2 separate regions of the Homo sapiens genome follow, and region 2 is linked to region 1. A link is a contact called in ENCODE Hi-C or POLR2A ChIA-PET data. All regions are on one chromosome and are shown on one strand. The core of a region is the stretch at or near the end of the contact, and the rest is flanking DNA. Distances in the headings are between cores, read along the strand shown.

The links. Hi-C counts contacts between places; a loop is a spot of excess contacts on that map. ChIA-PET counts read pairs that join two places held with the same protein, here RNA polymerase II (POLR2A). Pooled maps may share reads with other maps.
Region 2: a loop to region 1 is called in a pooled map, with 2.5 times the contacts of the local background. The contact joins two enhancer-like sites. A Hi-C loop is called at or near these places in 1 of 168 maps with a recorded cell type or tissue (endothelial cell of hepatic sinusoid) and 1 of 50 pooled maps. POLR2A ChIA-PET finds 5 or more read pairs at or near these places in 4 of 52 experiments (Panc1, WTC11 and activated CD4-positive, alpha-beta T cell).

What each region holds. Positions count from the first base shown.
Region 1 is chr6:110,679,136-110,684,931 of GRCh38, reverse strand. The region is part of intron 2 of CDK19 (cyclin dependent kinase 19); the gene reads left to right. Among named protein-coding and RNA genes, the nearest start is that of CDK19, 130 kb to the left of the region's middle. Within about 2 kb of position 2,402, at least 7 of the 41 ENCODE cell types and tissues checked have a DNase peak (open chromatin) inside an H3K27ac peak, as active enhancers do.
Region 2 is chr6:110,856,474-110,862,409 of GRCh38, reverse strand. It overlaps a transcript of AMD1 not described here, the pseudogene RNU6-1115P and the pseudogene CNN2P9. Among named protein-coding and RNA genes, the nearest start is that of SNORA40C, 11 kb to the right of the region's middle. Within about 2 kb of position 2,954, at least 6 of the 41 ENCODE cell types and tissues checked have a DNase peak (open chromatin) inside an H3K27ac peak, as active enhancers do.

The DNA.
Region 1 (5,796 bases), core at 1,153-3,652:
CCTGACCTCAGGTGATCCACCTGCCTCAGCCTCCCAAAGTGCTGGGATTACAGGTGTGAGCCACTGTGCCTGGCTGATGATAAGGTTTTCAGCCTGCCTTGATGATTGGGAAATGTTGGCATCATTGCAGGTATAGTAAACACACTAGGAGGTAAAGTTGGGCAAGTGATACTCAGTTTTGGATCTGTGGATTTTGAGTTACAGTGGGATATTCTCTTGGTTGTATTGTATGATGCATCTTGGGAAATTGATGTCAGTTTAGGAGTGACATTAGGGCTAGAGATTGAGATTTGGGATTCTCCATAGAAGGAGCAGCTAAAGCTCAGGTCCATGGGTAAGATGTTAAGAAAAACTGTGGAATGGAGAAGGACAAGAAAACTAGGGACAGAATTTGGAGAATAAGTCGATACTTTTTTCTTTTAAGCCAGAATCTAAATAAGGAATTTTAGGTTAGTTTCACCCACGTCCCCCACCCCTTATTCCCCACCCCCCACCCCACCATTCTATTTCAAGGAGAGAAAAGGATAAATAAGAAGGACATAAACATTTGTTAGTAGTTGATTATCGAAATCCCAAGGGACTGAAAGACTGCCTAGGGTCTTATAGCAATGCAAAATCAACAACAACAACAAAAATAAATAAAGAAGACTACATAGAGTCAAATGCAAATTTCATTTTGTTTAACTGTCAAGGTAGGAAGGTTTTTGACAAGGAGGGTTGCAAGCAAAAGTTTACTTAATGAATCAGTAAATGAGTTAGAATACCCCTCAGAATTCCAGGTAATTAAGATTTTACTTTGTAAACTCTTTGTTTTAGTTTGTATCTGTTTCATTTTTCATATTTAAATTGTGTATATTCAGAGTGCCCTTGATTTATAAGAAGTATATCCAATTTTCTCATGGGATATGTTAATAAAAGATTAAGGCTGGGCATGGTGGCTCATGCCTGTATTCTCGGCACTTTGGGAGGCTGAGGCAGGTGGATCACCTGAGGTCAGGAATTTGAGACTAGCCTGGCCAAGGTGAAACCCCATCTCCACTAAAAAAAAAAAAAATACAAAAAATGAGCTAGACATGGTGGCATGTGTCTGTGATCCCAGCTACTCGGGAGGCTGAGGCAGGAGAATCACTTCAACCCGGGAAGTGGAGGTTGCAGTGAGCTGAGATCACGCCACTGTACTCCAGCCTGGCAACAGAGTGAGACTCTGTCTCCAAAAAAAAAAAAAAAAAAGATTAAATACTTATACTAAAAAAGAATAGGTATGCTCTCATAGTCAAGGAGATGTGAATTTCTTATTTATCGCAAAGCTTACTTGGTTTCAGATATCTCTCTTAGACCAAGTACATGCAGAATTTAAAAGTCAGAGAGAAAATGAAACCAGATTGTTGAAAAATGGGAAAGGAAATAACTTTCATATAGCCATTTTATTATTATAGAAACTACTAAGTGGGTGTTTCATGGACTTTGGCAAGGAAATGCTGTGGCATTTTCCAACTCAGCCTCACTCTCTAAGTATCTCTGATGTCAAAGCTAACCGGAGTGGTTAGCATTGAAATTTTCACTTAAGTACAACAATGACAACAGCCACTGTTTATCAAGAACAATGCCAGGCATTCTACCTGGATTATCCGATTTACTCTTCATAACATTCTTGCAAATAGTGGTGGTTAAAAATGATAATAAAAGCTATAATTTGTCAAATGCTTAATTCGTTCCAAGCATCGTGCTATGTACTTTTTTTTTTTTTTTTTTTTTTTGGAGACAGTCTTGCTCTGTTGCCCAGGCTGGAGTGCAGTGGCACCATCTTGACTCACTGCAACCTCCGCCTCCTGGGTTCAAGTGATTCTCCTGCCTCAGCCTCCCGAGTAGCTGGGACTACAGGCGCCCACCACCATGCCTGGCTAATTTTTGTATTTTTAGTAGAGATTGGGTTTCACCATATTGGCCAGGCTGGTCTCGAACTCCTGACCTCAGGTGATCCACCTGCCTTGGCCTCCCAGAGTGCCAGGATTAGAGGTGTGAGCCACCGTGCCTGGCCCACTGTGCTGTGTATTTAATCTATTTATATTAATTTATTCTTTGTGGAAACTGTTTATGTTTGTAAGTAGACATCTTATTCTTCTATGAGATTCAGAAGAGTTAAGCAACTTGCCTTATGTCTTAACTGCTGCTAGTAAGACAGGATTCAAACTCAGCCTCTGATTCTAAAACCTATATTTTTTGCATTTTACTTACTGCCTCACTGTCATTTCAACTGGGTGGCAAAGGGGAACATTGACCTCCCTGGAGCTTATGACTGGTAACCAGGAAGTGTCACTGAAGTAAAATGAAGCAGAAGATTTAGGGCCACCTTGAACCAGAGCTGTGTTAGTCTGTACAGACCCCTTTTCAGAGTATGAGTGCCACCTGCTGGAAGGTTATGATGAATCTCATGTGTTTATAAAGAGCAGCTTCCAAAAGGCCTGTCGTAGGTGTGAAAGTGTCAACTTTCAAATACTAATTCTTAATTTACAGTTTTAGGAGTATTGGAACATTTTGGAATTAGGCAAATCTCCTATTTGCCATAAAACACCCTACTTCATTTACCTTCAGTTCTTTGGGAAGGGGAAAGAGGTGTTAAGACATTTTAAAAAATGATACTCAGTGCTTTCTAAAATAAAGTCGGTGATACTGTTCTCACTGAGGGGAAAGATTGATGGTCAAATGAATCACACTGTTACTTAAAAGAGATCAAAAAAGAATAGAAAATTGGATTTACTTTGAGATAAGTGAGTAATTGAAGTATAAGAGGATCTTTCCATTCAGAATGCCCTTGAAAAAGGAGTCAGGGACCCATGAGGGCATCATAGACTTGGAGAACAGAAAGTGAAAAGGGAAGAAAGATGTATACATAAAAATACGAATGGATTCTGGAATTTTTAGTCTAGTACAGACTCTCTAAATTGAGTCAGGATCTAGAGAAAGTTTAGAATTCTAACTGTAGATTATTTTACATTTAGGACAGTGAAAAGTGGACACTTTAAAAATAGCTACTTACATGCTTTGAAAGGAGCTCAGATAAAATATTGGCATGTTCATTGAACATTCTTCATTAGGCTCCAGTGGGATCATGTTACTATGCTGTGAGTATCTGGCATGGAAGATGTTATCATATAATATGAGACACAGGAAAATAATGGTCTACTTAATTGCTGTTTAAGTATGATTACACGTATTTGTAGTTGTATGATGTCATGTTGAACAAACATTTGTTAGACAAGAGATTAAAGTCCGTTGGTAAAATCTGATTTTGCCAAGAGATGGGGAAAGTACAAGTATGGCCATCTCCTTTCACTGTGTCCCTTCTCAGATAACCATGTAAAAAGAAGCTGAGATAGTATGATAGTGTCTTATTTTGGTAGGTGGATTTCTGGAAAGTTCTGTCTTCTGGTGTGTGTATGTATTTGTTTTTAAATTATAAGAGTAATGCTCATTGAAGAAAACTTGTAAAATAGAAAAAATAGAAATATAAATTATGCATAATCTCACACCCAGAAATAACTATTGTTAATGTTTTGGCATATTTCTGTTTGTTTTTTGTTTTTTTGAGACAGAGTCTCACTCTGGTGCCCAGGCTGAAGTGCAGTGGTGCGATCTTGGCTCACTGCAACCTCTGTCTCCCGGGTTCAAGCGATTGTCCTGCCTTAGTCTCTCGAGTAGCTGGGACTACAGGCATGCGGTACCACGCTCGGCTGATTTTTGTATTTTTAGTAGAGACGGGGTTTCATCGTGTTGGCCAGGCCAGTCGTGAACTCCTGATCTCAAGACATCAAGTGATCTGCCTGCTTCGGCCTCCCAGACTGCTGGCATTACAGGTGTGAGCCACCACGCCCAGCCCATTTTCTGTTATTTATATCTCTTTATATTTTATTTTATTTTATTTATTTATTTATTTTGAGACAGAGTCTCACTCTGTTGCCCAGGCTGGAGTGCAGTGGGACGATCTCTGCTCACTGCAACTTCTGCTTCCCAGGTTCAAGTGATTCTCCTGCCTCAGCCTCCTGAGTAGCTGGGATTACAGGCATATACCACCACACGTGGCTAATTTTTGTATTTTTAGTAGGGACGGGGTTTTGCCATGTTGTCCAGGCTGGCCTCGAACTCCTGGCTTCAAGTGATCTGTCCACCTCGGCCTCCCAAAGTGCTGGGATAACAGGTGTGAGCCACTGCACCCAGCCTGTGGTCCTTTTACATTATATCACAACGTTATAGTCTTTCCTCGAGTAATTAAAATATTTTAGTATATATATTTGAGGCTACAATATGTGGCTATTTACCATAATTTACTTATCAGTTTTCTTATTATTGAACATTTAGGTTGTTTACTGTTGTTGTTCATTTGTTTCTTTCAGTAAACAACAGTAGGAAAGTTAACTTCTTTGTTTTTTTCAGTAAACAGAGGTAGTGAATACACTCTTGTGTGATGTTTATCTAGAGCCTAGCATTTTCTTAGTAAACTGGCCTTGGACATAACTACTAATAAGGTTAATATCTGCTTCACTTGTGTTCCCCTGTGTCCCCTGTTCCTTTGTGTTATTTTCTTTAGGATTTTGTAGCACTTATTGTGCTCACAGCCCTTTCAGGAAATACCCTCATAGCACTCCTTTGCTCTTCGAATTATACACCAGGTTAAAGATCCCATCCTGAGATATTCAGAGCTGTGTTGCTGCTCTTTACCTCAAGCCAGCACTCTTATTCTTCTGGTAGAGTAGGTGCTAATTTAAAGAAGTCTTCCTTTTTAAGCCTAAAGTAAATGGAGCTTGTGGAGGCTTAGCGTCCCTGGAATAATTATTTTAGATATTGTCTATTCAATTTGTTGAAAACAAAATCATTTAAAACACCTTTTGAAAAAGAATAACTTATGAAAGGGTAGCAAAGTTTTATTAGGTTACAGGCCATTACTGGTTATTTTGTGAGTAAGAACCGGTTGAGTAGATTTAATTTATTTGACAAATATTTATTGAATGCTTATTATGTGCTAGGTACCATTTTATGCATTGGAGATATAAAGTCAACAAATACCTTTGCCTTCATGGAGCTTATATGTTAGTGGAGAGAGACAGACAATAAATAACATATAAACAGTTTCATGTCCATTTAATAGCTTCATGTCAGACAATAAACAGCTTCTTGTCAGTTTAAGTGACATATTTCTGTACAATGAGTATTAAATGATTGTTTTCAAAAAAGGTAAAATTATGACTGTTATACAGGTATAAGATGAACACATTTTAATGATTTTATTTAACTTTCTTTTTTTAAAAAAATTTTTTATGTTTTTAGAGACAGTTTTGCTCTTGTTGCTCAGGCTGGAGTGCAATGGTGTGATCTTGGCTCACTGCAACCTCCGCCTCCCAGGTTCAAGGGATTCTCCTGCCTCGGCCTCCTGAGTAGCTAGGATTATAGGCACCCACCACCACGCCTGGCTAATTTTTGTATTTTAGTAGAGATGGTGTTTCACCATGTTGGCCAGTCTGGTCTCAAACTCCTGACCTCAGGTGATCTGCCCTCTTTGGCCTCCCCAAGTGCTGGGATTACAGGCATGAGCCACTGTACCTGGACTTTTTTTTTTTTTTAGAGACAGGGTCTCACTCTGTCACCCAGGCTGGAGGGCAGTGGTACGATCATAACTCACTGCAGCCTTGAACTCGTGGGCTCAAGCAGTCCTCGTACCTCAGCCTCCCTAGTAGCTGGGACTACAGGCCTGCACCACCATGCCTGGATAATTTAATTTAATTTATTTTTTTGTAGAGATAG
Region 2 (5,936 bases), core at 1,705-4,204, 180 kb before region 1:
ACTTCCAAGGATAAAAGACCATCATTATACCCCATACAAATAAGAGAAAGCACTCTATCCATTAAAAAAAAAAAAAAAACAGAACAATCACACAAAACCAGAATACTATGAATAAGGAGAATTCAGAGAACAAAAAAGAATGCTAGGAAATTAAAGCTAGGATTGCTGAGATTTTTTAAAAATTGGAGACTGGGCAACATAATGAGACTCTATCTCTACAATATAATAAAAAAATTAGCGAAGTATGGTGGCACCTGCCTGTAGTCTCAGCTACTCCTGGGAGAATCACTTGAACCTGGGAGGTGGAGGTTGCAGTGAGCCAAGATCACGCTACTGCACTCCAGCCGGGGTAACAAAGTGAGACTCCATCTCGAAAAAAAAAAAAAAAAAGATTTTAAATCTTTAATAGGTCACAATCAAAGAACAAAGAATCAGAATGCATTGAACTTCTCAACAGCAACATTGGAAGATTAAAGACAATGGAGCAACACCTTTAACATTTTGAGTAAAAATTATTACTTTATTTTTCATTTTGTTTTATTTAATCTTTTTTTTGTGTGTGTGATGGAGTCTTGCTCTGTTGCAAGAGCAAGTGGCTGGAGTGCAGTGGCGCAATCTTGGCTCACTGCAACCTCAGCCTCCCAGGTTCAAGCAATTCTCCTGCCTCAGCCTCCTGAGTAGCTGGGATCACAGGCATGTACCACCACGCCTGGTTAGTTTTTGTATTTTTAGTAAAGATGGGGTTTCACTATGTTGGCCAGGCTGGTCTCGAGCTCCTCACCTCAGGTGATCCATCCACTTTGGCCCCCCAAAGTGCTGGGATTACAGGCATGAGCCACCGTGCCTGGCCTATTTTATCGTATTTTATTTTATTATTTTATTTTTTGAGATGGAGTCTCACTCTGTTGCCCAGGCTGGAGTGCAGTGGCATGATCTCGGCTCAGTGCAACCTCTGCCTCCTGGGTTCAAGTGATCCTCCCACCTCAGCCTCCTGAGTAGCTGGGACCACAGGCACACGCCACTACATCTGGCTAATTTTTTTTTTTTTTTTTGAGACGGAGTCTCACTCTGTCACCCAGGCTGGAGTGCAGTGGCATGATCTCGGCTCACTGCAAGCTCTGCCTCCCGGGTTCATGCCATTCTCCTGCCTCAGCCTCCCGAGTAGCTGGGACTACAGGCGCCCGCCACTACGCCCGGCTAATTTTTTGTGTTTATAGTAGAGACAAGGTTTCACCATGTTAGCCAGGATGGTCTCGATCTCCTGACCTCGTGATCCGCCCACCTTGGCCTCCCAAAGTGCTGGGATTACAGGAGTGAGCCAGCGTGCCCAGCCCATCTGGCTAATTTTTGTGTTTTGTGTAGAGACTGGGTTTCACCATGTTGCATGAACTCCTGACCTCAAGTGATCCACCCGCCTTGACCTCCCAAAGTGCTGAGATTACAGGCCTGAGCCACTGTACCCGACCAGCCAATTAATAAAAGCAAGGGATCACCACAAATTTAAAAATCAGAAGTAAAATGTGATTGTTCTCTCTCTCTGTGTGTGTGTGTGTGTGTGTGTGTGTGTGTGTGTGTGGGTGGGTGTTTTGTTTTGTTTTTGTTTTTTTTCTGAGATGGAGTCTCGCTCTGTCACCCAGGATGGAGTGCAGTGGCATGATCTTGGCTCACTGCAACCTCCACCTCCCGTGTTCAAGGGATTCTACTACCTCAGCCTCCCAAATAGCTGGGACTTACGGGCACATGCCACCAAGCCTGGCTCATTTTTGTATTTTTAGTAGAGACGGGGTTTCACCATGTTGGGCAGGTTGGTCGCGAACTCCTGACCTCAGGTGATCCTCCCACCTTGGCCTCCCAAAGTGCAGGGATTACAGGCATGAGTCACCTTGCCCAGTATGTGTGTGTTTTTTTTTAATCACATAGAATGGTATTATAATTAGGGCAATAGAATGAAAATATTAAAGAATTGTTTAACTTCTGTTTATGGCTTATTCTGCACTCTTCTTATTTGAGAAAGATAAAAGCTGGAATAATTGGAACAATAAACTATGAGTATAAATATATTATTTCTCAGGATATATATATATCTTTTTCTTCTTACCAACAGAGGTTTTACTGCGTTTGGTCCACAGTCGTATTTCACATTATCTCATGGGGTAGGGCCCCTGGGTGGGGGTCCCTGTGCAGTACTCGGTGGGGCGTGTGGCCAGGGGAGACGGAGCAGTATAACTGGTCAGGCCCAGAAGGGGAGAAGGAGGGCTGGAGGCTCCTTAAAACCTACTGAGGGGCTGGGCATGGTGGCTCATGCCTGTAATTCCAGCACTTGGGGAGGCCAAGGTGGGCGGATCACCTGAGGCCGGGAGTTTGAGACCAGCCTGGCCAACATGGTGAAACCCCATCTCTAATAAAAATACAAAAATTAGCCAGGCGTGGTGGAGCACCTATAGTCCCAGCTACTTGGGAGGCTGAAGCAGGAGAATCACTTGAGCCAGGGAGGTGGAGGTGCAGTGAGCCAAGATCGCACCACTGCACTCCAGCCTGGGCAACAACAACAACAACATCAACAACAACAAAACCTACTGAGGCCACAGTGGAGGGGGTGGTTAGCATGGAGAAGGAGTCAGGCTTAGCCCCAACAACGCAGAATTCCACTTCCTTCTACGGGCCTCACTTTCCTCACCGGGCCCCAGGGCAGGTCTGAGGGTCTGAGGTCTGTTGGTTCTAGGGAAATGCAGCCACTTGGGAGCCTGAGATATTTAGCATTGTGGCCAGGCCCCCTTTCCCAGGGCACTCATTTCCCAGCACCCTCTCCACTGTCCCCGCCCCATTCCTCGGGGAAAAAAAAAAGTATTTTTCTTTTGTTAATACTTCCTGAAACTTTTGCGGGTACAGAAACCACAAACTGATTGGCTGACACAATGGGGAAGAGACAAGGGAACCGGAAACCTTCGGGGACTGGGTCCCTCCAAGCCCAGGTCTCTTCTCCCCAGCACTGCTCGGCCCACAGCCTGGACGTGCCAGCAGGGACCTTTACCCTACACGTATGGGGATACGGCTTTGACCCCTTACCCCACAGCCTGGTGGCTCAGTCCTGCGAAGGACCAAGGCAAGGGGGAAGAAAGACCTCCCTGATCCCACACCGCCACTCACAGACCCTGGGTTGATTGGCAGCACTGAACAGGTTAAGAAAAAAAAAGATGAAAACACAGAAAAACCCAGAAACTCAGACGGGGAGATGATATGGGGAGAGAGCGTGCTGGGAGCCTCAGTAGCCAGCCTCCTCCTGGTAGTAAGGGGGATATTCAGGGACCTCCCCCGAGCCTGCGCGCCCGAGGGAGCCCTGTCGGCCACTGTGCCTTCTGGGCAGAACTTGGGGTCATGTATCTGCCGGCCCAGGCCAAAGACCTGGCCGCTTTGCTTGGCGCCCTGCGTGTAGCCCATCTGCAGCGACATGGAGGAGTTGTCACACTTGTCGGTTCCCAGCTTGGTGTCAACCGGGTCCCGGAGCCGTCATGCCCACCTGGCTGGCACACTTGTTTGTACCCATCTGGAGGCTGATGGTTAAGTTGTCCATGGGGGGCAGGATGTGGTTCTTGGGGTCGTAGAGATGCCTCCTTGTGCTGTACGCGGTCATGCCCGACTGGCTGGTGCATTTGTTGGTGCCCATCTGCAGCCCGATGGTGCACTGGCCAGCCTTCATGGTGGCGTCGTCGAAGTTCGGCTCCTGCTTCTCCGAGTACTTAAGGCCGATGTCCACCCCGCTCTGCAGCCCCTTAGTCCTGGCCTTACTCACCAGGGCGAGAAGAGACACCTGCAGCTGCGTCATGTTCCCACTCTCAAACAGGTCGTTGGCATCGAACAGGTCCACGGTGTTCATGCCGTAGCTGACCATGGCCTTGATGAAATTGGAGAGGTTTTCTAGTTGGTGCCAGTTCTGCATGGAACGGTTGATCTTGAGGACTGAGCCCGGCTGTAGCTTGTTCATGAGTGTCCATAAACTAATCCCGTCCTTCAGGCCCTTCTGGAAGTCGGGGCCGATGGAGAGGCTGGTGAGTCCCTCGATCCAGCTGCGGAGCTCTACCTCCTTCTGGGGGTCATATTTGCACAGGAGCCGGTTCTTGATCTCGGCTGACAGCCCGTACGAGGGGTCCTTGTTGAACTGCGTGGAGCTCATGGCTGGCGCGCGCTGCGGCAGGATGGGATGGGACGAAACAGACGGCCTGGCAGGCGCGGGGCTGGGACGCACTCCTCTAGGGATATTTTTATGTGGTCTGGGCATGGTGGCTCACAGTTGTAATCCCAGCACGTTGGGAGGCCAAGATGGGAGGATCACTCGAGTCCAGGAGTTTGAGACCAGCCTGGGCAACATAGCAAAACCATGTCTCTACCAAAAAGAAAAAAAAATAATAAGTTATTGGGGCCTGGTGGCAAGCGCCTGTAGTCCCAGCTACTTGGGAAGCTGAGGGGGAAGGACAGCTTGAGTTCAGAAGTTCTAGGCTATAGTAAGCTATGATCAGTCTACTGCATTCCAGCCTGGGTGACAGAGCGAGACCCTGTCTCTAATTCAATCAATCAATCTATAGTGATATATATGTATATATATACCATCTATATATATATACCATCTATATATATATATATACACACCATCTATATATATATACCATCTATATATATATATACACACCATCTATATATATACCATCTATATATATGCCATCTGTATATATATATATGCCATCTGTATATATATATACCATCTATATATATATACCATCTATATATATACCACCTATATATATACCATATATATATATACCATCTATATATATATACCATATTATATATATATACCATCTATATATATATAACTTTTTTTTTGAGACAGAGTTTCACTTGTTGCCCAGGCTGGAGTGCAATGGCACAATCTCGGCTCTCCACAATCTCCACCTCCCCAGGTTCAAGCGATTCTCCTGCCTCAACCTCCCGAGTAGCTGGGATTATAGGCATGCACCACCACGCCCAGCTAATTTTGTATTTTTAGTAGAGACGGGCTTTATTCATATTGGTCAGGCTGGTCTAGAACTCCCAACCTCAGGTGATCCGCCCCCTTGGCCTCCCAAAGTGTTGGGATTACAGGCATGAGTCACTGTGCCCGGCTATAGTGATATTTTTATGTGGAGCTGAAGAACAAAAGCTATTCTGTTATCTGGACATAGGTTTTAGTTGGTTATTTATTTATTTTTTTGAGACAGAGTCTCTCTTTGTTGCCCAGGCTGAAGTGCAGTGGCAACAATCTGTGCTCCCCGCAACCTCCGCCTCCCAGGTTCAAGTGATTATCCTGCCTCAGCCTCCCGAGTAGCTGGGATTACAGGTGCCCGCCACTACACCCAACTAATTTTTGTATTTTTAGTAGAGATGGGGTTTCTCCATATTGGCCAGGCTGGTCTTGAACTCCTGACCTCAAATGATCCACCTGCCTTGGCCTCCCAAAGTGCTAGGATTACAGACGTGAGCCACTGTACCTGGCCAGACCACTCAAATTTTTAATAAACCAAACTATATGTGCCACACACAAATCCTGCCTTTTTTGGAATAAGGAAAATTAGCTGATATGATCTGACCCTTCTTCCCTCCAGAGCCTGAACCTCCAACTTGAGAGATAGAGACTGAAAAAGTCCAACTTAGAAAGTCCATTTCAGCCTATTTGGTGTCTAGGAATTTGAGATACTAATTGTCTTCTTCCTACCCACTTCCCCATCTCAGAAAATCTTCCCTGCCACAGAGTCCTTGGCAGGGGCAGCTATGCTACTTACCATTAGACCTTGTCTCCCTAGCCACAGCTGATGGGATCAGAGAACACCTAATCCATTCAGATGCTTTTCCCCCCCTTAACATGGGATGACTCACAAATCTGGGTGTCATCCTTGCGTAGTGAC